Regions from separate parts of the Homo sapiens genome. Here regions 2, 3 and 4 are each linked to region 1. A link is a contact called in ENCODE Hi-C or POLR2A ChIA-PET data. All regions are on one chromosome and are shown on one strand. Each heading gives the region's core, a stretch centred on a gene start or an enhancer-like site at or near the end of the contact. The rest is flanking DNA. Distances are from core to core; before and after follow the strand shown.

What was found. A loop is a pair of places that touch in the nucleus more often than their neighbours do. ChIA-PET counts read pairs that join two places held with the same protein, here RNA polymerase II (POLR2A). Pooled maps may share reads with other maps.
Region 2: a map of naive thymus-derived CD4-positive, alpha-beta T cell shows a loop between it and region 1 (11-fold over the local background). The contact joins the promoter of SHCBP1 here to the promoter of PHKB in region 1. A Hi-C loop is called at or near these places in 1 of 168 maps with a recorded cell type or tissue (naive thymus-derived CD4-positive, alpha-beta T cell), 1 of 37 single-sample maps with no recorded cell type and 8 of 50 pooled maps. POLR2A ChIA-PET finds 5 or more read pairs at or near these places in 1 of 52 experiments (OCI-LY7).
Region 3: a loop to region 1 is called in a map of CD4-positive, alpha-beta T cell, with 26 times the contacts of the local background. The contact joins the promoter of C16orf87 here to the promoter of PHKB in region 1. A Hi-C loop is called at or near these places in 6 of 168 maps with a recorded cell type or tissue (B cell, CD14-positive monocyte, CD4-positive, alpha-beta T cell and 2 more), 8 of 37 single-sample maps with no recorded cell type and 19 of 50 pooled maps. POLR2A ChIA-PET finds 5 or more read pairs at or near these places in 3 of 52 experiments (K562, activated CD4-positive, alpha-beta T cell and activated T-cell).
Region 4: a loop to region 1 is called in a map of CD8-positive, alpha-beta T cell, with 33 times the contacts of the local background. The contact joins the enhancer-like site here to the promoter of PHKB in region 1. A Hi-C loop is called at or near these places in 2 of 168 maps with a recorded cell type or tissue (CD8-positive, alpha-beta T cell and naive thymus-derived CD4-positive, alpha-beta T cell) and 7 of 50 pooled maps.

Annotation. Positions count from the first base shown.
Region 1 is chr16:47,460,049-47,463,194 of GRCh38, forward strand. It overlaps PHKB (phosphorylase kinase regulatory subunit beta), which reads left to right and starts at 1,283. Exons shown (of 31, transcript NM_000293.3): 1 at 1,283-1,378. The coding sequence starts at 1,303. ITFG1 (integrin alpha FG-GAP repeat containing 1) reads right to left here and starts at 1,015. Exons shown (of 18, transcript NM_030790.5): 1 at 790-1,015. The coding sequence starts at 997. RefSeq lists a silencer at 924-1,393.
Region 2 is chr16:46,619,677-46,622,831 of GRCh38, forward strand. SHCBP1 (SHC binding and spindle associated 1) reads right to left here and starts at 1,703. Exons shown (of 13, transcript NM_024745.5): 1 at 1,581-1,703. The coding sequence starts at 1,683. RefSeq lists enhancers at 846-1,434, 1,435-2,021.
Region 3 is chr16:46,829,558-46,832,458 of GRCh38, forward strand. C16orf87 (chromosome 16 open reading frame 87) reads right to left here and starts at 1,623. Exons shown (of 4, transcript NM_001001436.4): 1 at 1,527-1,623. The coding sequence starts at 1,592. RefSeq lists a silencer at 1,320-1,969.
Region 4 is chr16:46,787,339-46,790,519 of GRCh38, forward strand. It overlaps the pseudogene LOC100130180. Among named protein-coding and RNA genes, the nearest start is that of MYLK3, 41 kb to the left of the region's middle. RefSeq lists enhancers at 787-836, 2,989-3,038, 3,049-3,128 and a silencer at 2,789-2,838. Within about 2 kb of position 1,738, at least 12 of the 41 ENCODE cell types and tissues checked have a DNase peak (open chromatin) inside an H3K27ac peak, as active enhancers do.

The DNA of each region.
Region 1 (3,146 bases), core at 33-2,532:
CAAGATTTACAAAAAAGTTAGTTTAACGATTGTCAAAGCAAAGAATTTCCAAGAACAAGTTAGCAAAGAAAGTAGACATTTGGAACACTAAGGTGATGACCAAGATGAGGAAGGAGTACACGAAAGAACAGGCAGCTCAAGAGAGAAATTTCTGTAGTTTGAGACTGCTTTCCCAAGGAGGCATTGGGTTTATCAGTGGTCCCTGCAAAATGCTTGTGTGAGCTGTTTAGTGTTTAGGCCCTTGGAAGGGTACATTCGCTTCATAGAAAGTTGTGGCCTTGACAAAGAAAGGGGTGGGCGAATTAGGTAGGTGGGGAGGCAAGAAGAAGCCCCCTATGAGAAGAGATTGTCAGGTTGCACCTTTTCATGTTCATCAACGGGGAAGGAAGACTGAAGCAAAATAGAAAGGAATGAGTGGGCCTTGGGAGCGAACGTTGAGGCAAGCTACAAAGATTCCTAGGAATCAGGAAGCACTTTGGAAAACAGGTGATTCCATGGGGAGGAGGGGGTAAGGTGACTGGGTGAGGGCCGCAGACTTCTTAGGAACAAAACTGAGGTGCTGTCAGGGCTTTTGAGGGTAGGTCAAACTGTAGGGTAGCTGGGTCAGAACCTGGGGTTGGAAAGGGTGGTGCAAAAGGACAAGCTGTTAAGAATGCTAAAGGGAAGGCCACAGGGCTGGGAGAGAAGGACCAGGAAATGCAGAAGGACCGGCCATTGGGCAATGGGTTTGGGGAACACCGGGAGAGGCACACGGACAGCGAACAGAGGGAGGGCCCGGCAAGCACTGACTTTCCCGCAGCACGAAGAGATCCGTCTGCTTGTCGGAGTTGAGGTCCCCGAAAGCCGCAAGGGTGCCCCAGGCCTCGGCCCCAAAGAGCTCGGCCGTGACGTTGTGCAGCGCCCGCGCTGGGACCGGCCCGACTCCCAGTAGTGCAAGCCCTGCGAGGAGCGGCGAGAAGAGGGCCCAGGAGCTCGGGAGCCGGCCCGCCGCCGCCATGGCAGCCCCTCAGCCCCCGCCCGCCGGCCCAACGCCGCGCTTGACGACAGCCGCAAAGCACCGCGTTACCGGCCGAGAGAGTGGCGCGCAGCCCCGGGACGCGTAAGAGCCGCTGCCGGCTCCTTTTTCTCTCTCCCACTAGGGCTGCCCTTCCGACGCTAAAAAAGCAGTGGAGCTAGGGTGAAAGCCGCCCTCACGCTCACTTCCGGCAGGCGCGCCTCCCGACAGTGTCGTGCGGGGGGCGTGGCCCGGCATTGCTGACAGGCGGCCCCGGGGGCGGTGGCCAAGGCGGCGACCGGAGCGCGATGGCGGGGGCGGCGGGACTCACGGCAGAAGTGAGCTGGAAGGTCTTGGAGCGAAGAGCTCGGACCAAGCGCTCAGGTTTGGCTGGCTGGGGCGCCGCCCCCCACCCGAGTACCTTGGGTGGTGCTTCGCCTCAAGCGCCTTGGCGGGAGGCAGGTGGGGGCCCTGGGAATGAACCTGTGCCCCGAGTTCCTCCTTAGAAAGCAGGTGGCGGCCCTGGCCTTGTTTCTAATATCTTCCTCCACCTCTAAAAATTAGGTGGCAGAGCCAGCTCCACTCTGCGTGTGCCCCCGACTCTATTCCGCTTGTGAGCCCCACTCGGAAAGTAGGCAGCGGTCCGGACTTCCCTTAGAGTCTTCTAACTTAAAAATCGGGCGGCGGCACATTCCTGGGAAAGGGAATGTGTCTTCCCTGTGAATGTGTCTTTCCTGTGAATGTTCTCTGCAAAAGTCAGATAGCTTAATCAGACCAAGTCAGATGTAACTACGATCTGGCTGCAGAAAGCCGGCGTCTGGGCTCCTTGCTTTATGTCTTATATCCCTTTTACATTCCCCACAGGTTCTAAGCAGTAGACCTGTCATCTATCTAGCAGAAACTGAAGGAGACTGGGCCTCAGATATTGAAGAGTATAGTTAGGGCCCAGAAAGAAAAGGGCTTCTTAAGTGGCCCCAGGTTGTGTGGTTTCCAAACCCGAAAGCATAGAGGTCAGAAGGTGCCTTGCAGGCAGTTTTAACAGTTCCAAGTGTCCCGAACTGACTTGTTCAAATTGCAACGTCATGACTTGTGGCGTTATTAAAACTTCCTGTATTCCTGGTTGGCTGGATATAATCTTGAACAAAAGGCATGCACTTAAACAGGAAAGGTGAAAGGCGGAATGCAGGTTTTCAGCTAAGGAGCTTCCCTTTTAAAGAATTGATGAAGTGTCATTATTGGGGGTGGGTGTGAAAGGTGTTAGCTAGGAAAATTAACTTTGCACTTGCATTGATATTAAGAAATTATTTTCGGACGGGCGCGGTGGCTCACGCCTGTAATCCCAGCACTTTGGGAGGCCGAGGCGGGCGGATCACCTGAGGTCAGGAGTTCGAGACCAGCCTGGCCAACCTGGTAAAACCCCATCTCTACTAAAAATACAAAAATTACCTGGGCGTGGTGGCGGGCGCCTGTAACCCCAGCTACTCGGGAGTCTGAGGCAGAAGAATTGCTTGAACCTGGGAGGCGGAGGCTGCAGTGAGTGGAGGTCGCACCACTGCACTCCAGCGTGGGCGACAGAGTGAGACTCCGTCTCAAAAAAAAAAAAAATTATTTTCTCACCTAATATGTTCTCCTTACGTTTTGGGCTTTTCCTATTTATGAAGTTCTTAGTTGTCTGTTGTGCACACTGACTTTTTTTTTTTTTTTTTTGGAGAAAGTAAATCTAATTTCTGAAAATCTAATTTCAGAAATCATACACCGAACACTCTGTTTTTTTATACCTTACAAAAAGTTCAGCTTTATATACTTAGGGTTATAGTAAAATTACCATCTATGAAGTATGAGATAATTTTTTCAAAAAGTAGTCCTTAGTACTACTAAGAATCAATAAAGTGACTTGGAATAGTCACATGTATTTGTTTCACACTTTTTCTTAAATTGTTTTTGTGTGATATAGAAATACTGAGTTGGCTACTAACGATGTGGCTATCTGGATATAAAAAGTGTTATTGGATTGGTTATGTCTGAACAAAGAGAATAACTGGAGTTTTCTTACAGGGACCTGAGTACTGCCCCCAACATATATTTTTGCAACATTTCTCTTTAACTTTCATAAGCTCATAGAGTTGATTTTCTTCGTCAGTCTTTGTTTCCT
Region 2 (3,155 bases), core at 453-2,952, 840 kb before region 1:
AGCACCATTCTTTATAGCTTTATGGAGGTATAATTAACATATAGAAGTTATATACATTTAAAGTGTATAACCTGATGGCCAGGCACGGTGGCTCACACCTGTAATCTCAGCACTTTGGGAGGCCGAGATGGGCGGATCACCTGAGGTTAGGAGCTCGACACCAGCCTGGCCAACAGGGTGAAACCCCGTCTCTACTAAAAATACAAAAATTAGCTGGGTGTGGTGGCGGGCGCCTATAATCCCAGCTACTTGGGAGGCTGAGGCAGGAGAATCATTTGAACCCGGGAGGCAGAGGTTGCAGTGAGCTGACATTGTGTGCCACTGCACTCCAGCCTGGGCAACAGAGTGAGACTCTGCCTCAAAAAAAATAAAATAAAATAAAAAATAAAGTGTGTAACATGATGTTTTGATATACCTATACATTATGAAATGATTACCACAGTAAAGTGAATTAATATTTCCATCACCTCGCATAGTTACCTTTTGTGTGTGTGTGGTGTGAACACTTATGATCTACTCTGTTAGCAAATTTCAAGTACAAAATTTGTGTCGCATTGCACCATCACGTCATTGCCTATTAATACTGTAATAATAATACAGTATTATTAACTATAGTCACCATGCTGTATGTACATCAGATCCCCAGAACTATTCACACTGCATAACTGAAACTTTGGACCCTTTGCCCAGCATCTCCCCATTCCCCCAACCCACTGGCAACTACCACTCTACTCTCTTTCTGAAACTTCCTCTTTTTTAGATTCCCAATATAAGCGATGCCATGCAGTATTTATTTTTGCAGCCACTTTAAAAACTTTATTTCACTTCAACTTCACCACAAGTACAACCATTGGCATAGTCTTCCAGATGGGAAAACTGAAGCCAAGTGACTTTTGCCAGTTGGATAGGTGGGTTAATAGTGGAATTGTCACACTTATGTTTTCTCACTTTGTTGGGACTCTCTGCTACACAATACAACCGAAAGTGTTAACGTAAAAACATGAACCAGCTTAAAATATCAGAAAAAAAAAATAGTAATGAAACTCTATGAGGAGGAAGAAAGGGCAGAGAACTAGAAGACCCCGGTTCTATTTCTGGACTCCGGCCCAAGTTGGCGCTCCTCACTTTGGACACGTCACTACCCTCCGTGCACAGGACAGCCATCTAAGCCAAGGGTTCAAGCTTTTCTCTTCTTCGGAAAAGGGAAGTGTGGTTCGTGATCTCCTTTGAGATGCAGATGAAAAAATGGCCCCTTGAGCAACAGTAAATGCACAGTTCCCGCAAAACCCATCCAGATAGGGAATTCCTGGCCCAATCCAGCTCCCTCCAACCTCGGGGCGGGCGGAGGCCAGAGAGTGCAGGGAGAGTGGGAGATGCGGATAGGGAAGAGAGGGAGTCCCCCACCCCTGGGTACCGCCCGACTTTGAGGTCCCGTCACTGGGTCCCGGCCGCGCACCGCCGTTCCCGCCACCCTGGACAGACGGGTCCGGAAGGCCCGCGACCCAGGCGCCCTCCTAGGGTCCCGACGCCCCAGGCCTCCGCTCAGAGGCGGCTCCTCGGCCCCGGCATGGAGAGCTCACCTTTCTCCAGAGACGCCAGCTCCTGCTCCACCGCCCAGCCCATGCGCTCCGGCGCCATGGCCGCTGCCTCCAGACCGCCGCCCGTCAGCGACCCGTCAGCCATTTCAAATTTCCGCGGACGGCAGCCCAGGCAACGACGTGATGACGCAGGCTCTGCTGATTTGATAGTCGGGCCGAGGCCGTGGACCAATTAGAGTCCGGCCCCGCTCCAGCCCCCACCAACACTGCCCCCTCGCCCCAGGCTGACAGCTGTTCTTGTTCAAGTGCCCGGCCTTTGCTTTTCTGGGATGAACTTGAAGAAAGTCGAATTGGAATATAATTTGGAATGATTTTCGAAAAAAACGAACCAGCAATGCCTGGAAATGAGATATAGTGGAAAAGTCACTGGGTTGAGAGTCAAAAAACATAGTATTTAAACTTACCTGGGCTATTCCTAGTGGTATTGCCTTGGGCAAGTCATTTCACCTCCCACAAGCACAACTTCAACTGAAAAGGATGCTGGCCTACGTGGGCCCAAAACTTTCACCACCAAACACCAGTCTCTCTCTGTCTTTCAATACACACACACACACACACACACACACAGAGAGAGAGAGAGAGAGAGAGAGCATATTTTCAAAGAATGTCAAATTAAATTTAGTAAGTAAATTTGTTAATTTGCATTAATCAAAGACAACTATAATCTCCATCATAATGGCTAACATTTACTGCATATTGTGTGCAAGATACCCTCCTGCATGCGTTACCTGGATTGTTCTGTTTAATCTTCACAATGATCCTATGAGACGGGAGCTATTACTATACCCATTTTACAAATGAGCAAATGGAGTCACTAAGAAGTTAAGTCACTTCTCCAATCTAACCCAGCAAAGCCAGGATGTGAAACCAGCCAGACTCCATGAAGAAGCCTTTTAATGTCTCTGCCAGGCCATCACTACTAGAATGATGAGGTCAGCCCAAGATAGCCCAGGTAACCAGGACACCAAGTGGGATGCGTCCACAGGGGACCAAGAGCCTGGTCATGACAGTTCGTCTGTGCAGTCTTAATGTGGGGAAACATTTCCACTTATTGCTTTGAAGAAACACCTTGGGCTAAAGTCTCTCGGATCCCTTACAGCTGAAATAAAATGGAGCCAGGAGGGGTGACTGGAAAGCTGCACTTAATTGGGCTAACTTTTCCAGGAAGTAAGATTTCTTTGACTTTTGTTTGCAGAATCTGACCTTACATTTATTTGCTCACTGAACAAATACATATTGAGCACCATGAGGTAAAAACACAGAAAACAATAATCAAGACTATCAACAGGCCTTGAGGATGACGCTAGCTTTTTCATTATTCTCTTCTTCAACCTTGCCGCCCACAAACCTCACAAATGGCAGCATTTCTCCTCACCCATTTGCAGCATCACTGGAGACAACACAGTTCTCTTCTCATCCAATTATCAAATATTTCATCAACCATCAAGATATTACTCAAACCAGGCTAGGCATAGTGGCTCATGCCTGTAATCCCACCACTTTAGGAGACCGAGGCAGGCGGATCACTTGAGTCCAAGAGTTTGAGACCAGCCTAGG
Region 3 (2,901 bases), core at 373-2,872, 630 kb before region 1:
TTCTACACAATTAACTGGAATAATTGGAAATGATTTAAACACTGAAATAATCTCCCGCAAAGAGTCATATTGCAAAGTCCAGTTTTGTCAAAATTTAACAAATTTAGTTCAGTAGTAAGAATGAAAGTAACTCTTTGGAAAACATGACTAAACTGTTTTTATACTGCATACTGGTATAGCTCCTACACTGTATTTCTTGCACAACCTTTTTCTGATAAGCATTTTTACTACAGCCCATAAAGGATACTTAATAAAACATGTAACATGTTTTCTGTTAAAAGATTTGAAAAACCTACAAGAATTCTCCTTGAAAAATGCACTAAAATCAGCTTATTAAAAAGTCTCCAGCCATTTCAAATTACTCTTGATTTAAAAAAAAAAAAAGGCGGTGGGGGGAGGGGAGGAGAGAAAGGTAGTCATTTTGAAAAAATCCACTCAGTGGAAAAGGAAAAAACACACCCAGATCTACATGTTGGTAACAAACGAGGGCCTTACGAATGGTTTTAACTGAAGTAGTTTTAACTCATTAGATGTTAAGGCTTAAAGGAATGTCTATTATTCCAGTAAAGAATTGAGACACGCTTCAACACAGCGATCACTGAAATGAGATGTTTTAAATTACAACTATTACACCATGAACTCAATGTAGAAAGGAATCGTTTCAAATTCAAGAAACGAGATAGAGAGATAGAGAGATAGAGAGAGACAGACAGAGAGAGAGAGAGAGAGAGAGAGAGAGAGAGAGAGAGAGACACACAGAGACATTCAGACAGACAGGGATACAGATCTGGAAGCAGACAGGCCAAATTTGTAACAGTGGATACTGCGAGGGGTGGGGAAGTTAGGAGCGCCCAAAAAGGAGGAAGGGCTTAAACAGGGGCTTTATTCAATCATGACCCATTAAAAACGATGTAAAGGCAGGATTCGCGATTGCACAGCAAAAATATAATAAATAGATGAGGAAGGGGAAAAAATCTCCAAATTCGCCGAAACTCAAAATCATTACACGCGGCCCCCTTTGTCCCACTCAGGCGCCCGCCCCGGTCGCGGAGGGGCCGTTTTGGGGAAGCCCCGCACCCGTCGGAACCGGGAACAAAGCCGCCCCGGCCGCAGGAGGGGTTCTCGGAGCTAGGGCCTGGCCTCGGAGGCGGGCGTGCGGCACACTCTCGCCGGGGCTGCGGCCCGCAGGCTCCCACCGCTGTCACCGCCGCCGGCGAGGAGAGTCTGGGGCTCCAGACAGCCGCCCGGTGAGCCCACCAAAGGCGCGCTCCTCCAGTGGCCGGGACACAGCAAGAAGGGGCTTGGCCGTCTGGCCGCCGCCAGGTGGACGCTGGCGGGCCACGGCCCCGGGCTTTTCCCGGGAAACCCCTCGGTGCAGCCCGACCGGCCCCGGATCCCCGCCGCCGCCGGCGGGCCCCAGGATCTGCCCACCGCTCGGCCTCCGGGAGCCCGGCGAGGCCCCCCTCCACAGACAACGGCCGCCAAGCCACTGCCGCCCGCCCGCGCGCCCGGCCCCCGGCACCCACCTGTTGGTCGCACTCGGGGCATGATTTGGTGGCCATCTTCACTTTCTTGGCTCGAGTTGCAGACATGCTCCTCTCCCTTAGCGGCGGCAGCAGCGACGGCTCGGGCTCCTCCCCTCACACTTCGGCAGCCCGGCCTCCGCCCGCCCAGTCCCCGCGGGCCTCAAACAAGCCTCTGGCGGGTGCGCGCGCGCGCGTGCGCGAGCTCGCGCGGGACCTGGGCGCCAAGGGGGCGGGGCGGAGCGTCGGCCGGCGGCTCCTGGGGACCGCGACACGCGCTCCCACGGCGGCTCGCGACCCACAGCCCGCCCGCGAGCTCGCCCAGAGTATCACGAGACGAGGGGAGACCTCCCCCCCCTCCGCCAGACCGCCCCGGCGCGGCAGTGGCCACGCCTCCTCTCGGCCTGGCCGACTACGAGGGGGCAAGGCCTGGGCGGGACTCGGCAGTAACGGGCGTCGAGTTCGACCAACGAATGCATAGGTAGGGCGGGCCGTAGTGCTGGGCACGCCCCATCCCCACAGAGACCGTGGGAGCGAAGGCTGGGGAATGAATGGTGAAGGGCGTAGCGTGGATCCTGGCATTTAATAAACTTAAGTAGATGTTACCAAGGCTAATCATTGAGAAATTATGATAGACATTTTATGAGACCACTGGACCCAGCAGCAGAGTGAAAATTCATTTATTTATTCAATATATAATTGCCTAAGTCCCACTGTCAGGAAAATTTGAATAAAATGCAGTGTCAGCCTTCAAGGAGCAGCCTAGCTGTGTAAACCAGTGCTACTCACTATCAAGATGAGGGATCAGATGTTTTTCTTTTTCCAATCTGTCCGTGACTGATACTTACTAAATTAACATTAAAATTAAATTATTCGAGGCTGGGCGCAATGGCTCACGCCTGTAATCCCAGCACTTTGGGAAGCCGAGGAGGGCGGATCTCTTGAGCCCAGGAGTTCCAGACCACCCTGGGCAACATAGCGAGACCCCCATCTCTACAAAAAGTAAAAGATTTTTAAAAATTAGCTGAGCGTGGTGGCCCATGCCTGGAGTCCTAGCTAGTAGAGAGGCTGAGGTGGGAGGATCGCTTGAGCCTATGAGATTGAGGCTTCAGTGAGCCGAGATTGTGGCCACTGCACTCCAGCCTGGGCGACAGAGCGAGACTCCGTCTCAAAAAAAAGAAAAAGAAAGAAAAAGTGAAATTTAAAAACAACTATGCAAAACGTAAGCTTACTTTTAAATATTTAATTTGACAGACCCAAAGTTATACTTAATAAACAATCAGAACAAACATAACAGAAAGAAAATTTACAAACTGTACACTTGGCTCAGAGAAAATTTACCAATATGCATTTATTACAGAGACTGGCTATTCCACTG
Region 4 (3,181 bases), core at 488-2,987, 670 kb before region 1:
CTCACACCTATAATCCCAGCACTTTGGGAGGCTGAGGTGAGTGGATCACTTGAGGTCAGGAGTTCGAGACCAGCCTGGCCGACATGGCAAAACCCCATCTCTACTAAAAAGAATACAAAAATTAGCTGAGTGTGGTAGTGCACACCTGTAATCCCCCAGCTACTTGGGAAGCTGAGGCAGGAGAATCACTTGAATGTAGGAGGTGGAGGTTGCAGTGAGCCAAGATCAGGCCACTAGCCTGGGTGACAGAGCAAGACCCTGTCTCTTAAAAAGCAAAAAAAAAAAAAAAAAAAAAAGTTTGAAGTATTAGGCCAGGCTTGGTGGCTCACACCTGTAATCCCAGCACTTTGGGAAGCTGAGGCAGGCGGATCACCTTAAGTCAACACAGCAAAACCCCGTCTTTACTAAAATTACAAAAAAATTAGCCACGCGTGGTGGCGGGCACTTCTAGTCCCAGCTACTTGGGAGGCTGAGGCAGGAGAATCTCCTGAACCGGGAGGCGGAGGTTGCAGTGAGCCAAAATTGCGACATTGCACTCCAGCCTGGGCAACAAGGAAAACTCTATCCCAGAAAAAAAAAAAAAAAAAGGTTAAAGTATTAAAAACAACTAATACTAAAATATGTTAATGGATACATAATATAAATAGTAGACAATTGTGACATCAATAGCATAATGTGGGAAGAGAAGAGAGAAAAGCATTCTTGCATGAGAGGGAAGTTATCAGCTTAAAGTAGACTGTGAGAACTATATTCTGTGTAAGCCCCGTGATAACCACAAAGAAAAAGGGAATCAAAACCTAGCAATGCAAAAAAAAAAAAAAAAAAAAAAAAAGAAACAAAATGACAGCAAGAAAAAAAAAGGAAATAAAATAACCACAAGACAAATAAAACAACAAAATGGCAAGAATAAATCCTTCCTTACCAAAAATTACTTTAAATTTGAATGGAATAAATGCATTAAAATCATGCTGAAGAGGTATCTGCACTCCCATGTTTATTGCAACATTATTTGCAATAGCTAGATATGAATTCAACCTAAATATTCATCAACAGATGAATGGATAAAGAAAATATGGTATATACAACAATAGAATATCATTCAGCCTTTAAAAAGAAGAAAATCCTGTCATTTGTGATACTGTGGATGAACCTGGAGGACATCAGGCTAAGTAAAATAAGGCAGGCACAGAAAGACAAATGCCACACGATCTTACTTATATGTGGAATCTAAAAAATGTCAAACTCATAGTACTAGAGTAGAAAGGTGGTTACCAGAGGCTGGGGGTTAGAAGAAGGAGAGAACAAGGAATCAGAGTGTCAAATAAATGATCTAAGAGTACAAAGTTTCCATTAGGATGAAAAATATATAAGATCTAACACACAGTAGGGCAACTATAGTCAATGATAATGCATTATGTATTTCAAAATAGCTAAGAATAAATTTTAAAGGTCTTACAACAAAAAAAATGAGGTGATAGGTATGTTAATTAGCTTAATTATTCCACATTATATAATACATCAAACCATTACATTGTGCCCCATTCATGTATACAATTATAATTTGTCAAATAAAAATATTTTTTAAAACAAAAAAATGTAAATGGAATAAACTCCACAAAAGAAAGATGTAGAGTACCTGAACAGATTTAAAATTTATATGTTGTCTACAAGAAACTCGTTTAGACTCAAGGACACACAAAGGCTGAAAGTGAAGGGAAGAAAAAAGATATTGCATGCAAATGTTAACCCAAAAAAGGCAGAAGTTGCTATAACTCATATCCAAGAAGGCAGACTTTAAGTCAAAAACTGTCACTAGACACAAAGAAGGTCATTTAACAAAAAATGGGTCAACAAGATATAACAATTAGAAATATATATACACCAAACTTAAAAGCACCTAACAAAGCAAATATTGACAGATCTAAAAGTACAAATTGACAGCAATAGTAGTAGGAGACTTCAACACTCCACTTTCAGTAACAGACAGAACGTCCAGACAGAAAATCGGTAAGGAGTGAACTTGAACACTATAACAAATGGACTTAACAGACATAAATAGAACTTTTCACTCAACAGAATACACATTCTGCTTTTCTTCCTCCTCCTCCTCCTCCCCCTCCTCCTCCCCCTCCCCCTCCTCCTCCTCTTCCTCCTCATTCTTATTCTTATTCTTCTTTTTTAAGATACAGGATTTCAATCTGCCACCCAGGCTAGACTGCAGTGGTGTGATCAGAGCTCAGTGTAATCTTGAACTGGCCTCAAGCGATCCTGTCCCTTCAGCCTCACAGTGCTGGGACTACAGGTGTGAGCCACCAAGCCTGGCCTACACATTCTTAAGCACACACAAAACATTCTCCCAGATATATTGATCACGTTAGGCCACAACAGAAGTCTTAACAAATTTAAGGTCAAAATCATATCAAGTATGTTTTCCAACTACATGGAGTGAAATTAGAAATCCGTAACAGCACACACACAAAAAAGGAACATTCACAAATAGTGAAAACTAAATAACATACTCCTAAACAGCCACTGGACTAAAAAGGAAATAAGAAAATGGACCTCACCCTCTGCCTGCCACCGCCCACCCAGCTCCGCCCACCCTGCCAGCTCCGCCCACCCTGCCAGCTCCGCCCACCCTGCCAGCTCCGCCCACCCTGCCAGCTCCGCCCACCCTGCTACCGCGATGAGCTGCTACTCCCGAAAGGCCCGGCCAGCTCCGCCTCCGCGCTCAGCCCCTTCCCCGCCTCGGGAGGGTGAGCGGGCCAGGTGCACACCAAGGGCCAGCCGCTCCGGGAGGTGCGCGCGCTCGGGGGTCCCCTGCATCCCCCGCAGCCAAGTGGATTCGTGGCTGGTGCACAGCGTGGCAGCTGAGGATGCAGACGTGGCTCACGGGCTGCTCGGCGCCACCGCCACGTTGGCCAGAGGAGTCGGCGCCAGCCAGGCTGCACAGTGGGGGCGGCGGGGATCCCCAAGCAGCTCGGAGTAGCCCCTGGGCCGGCGGGGAAGAACGAGAAAAATGAGGCACTAAGAAAAGAGCATGAAGCTGGGGCTCCCAGTTCCCAGCACGAGGAAAATGTGTCAACCCAGAAGAACTCATTACAAAGCAGAACAATGAAGATGAAAACAAACAGCAGATAAACCTGACCGGGAGGCAGAAAAGACCACTGAACCTAGAAAT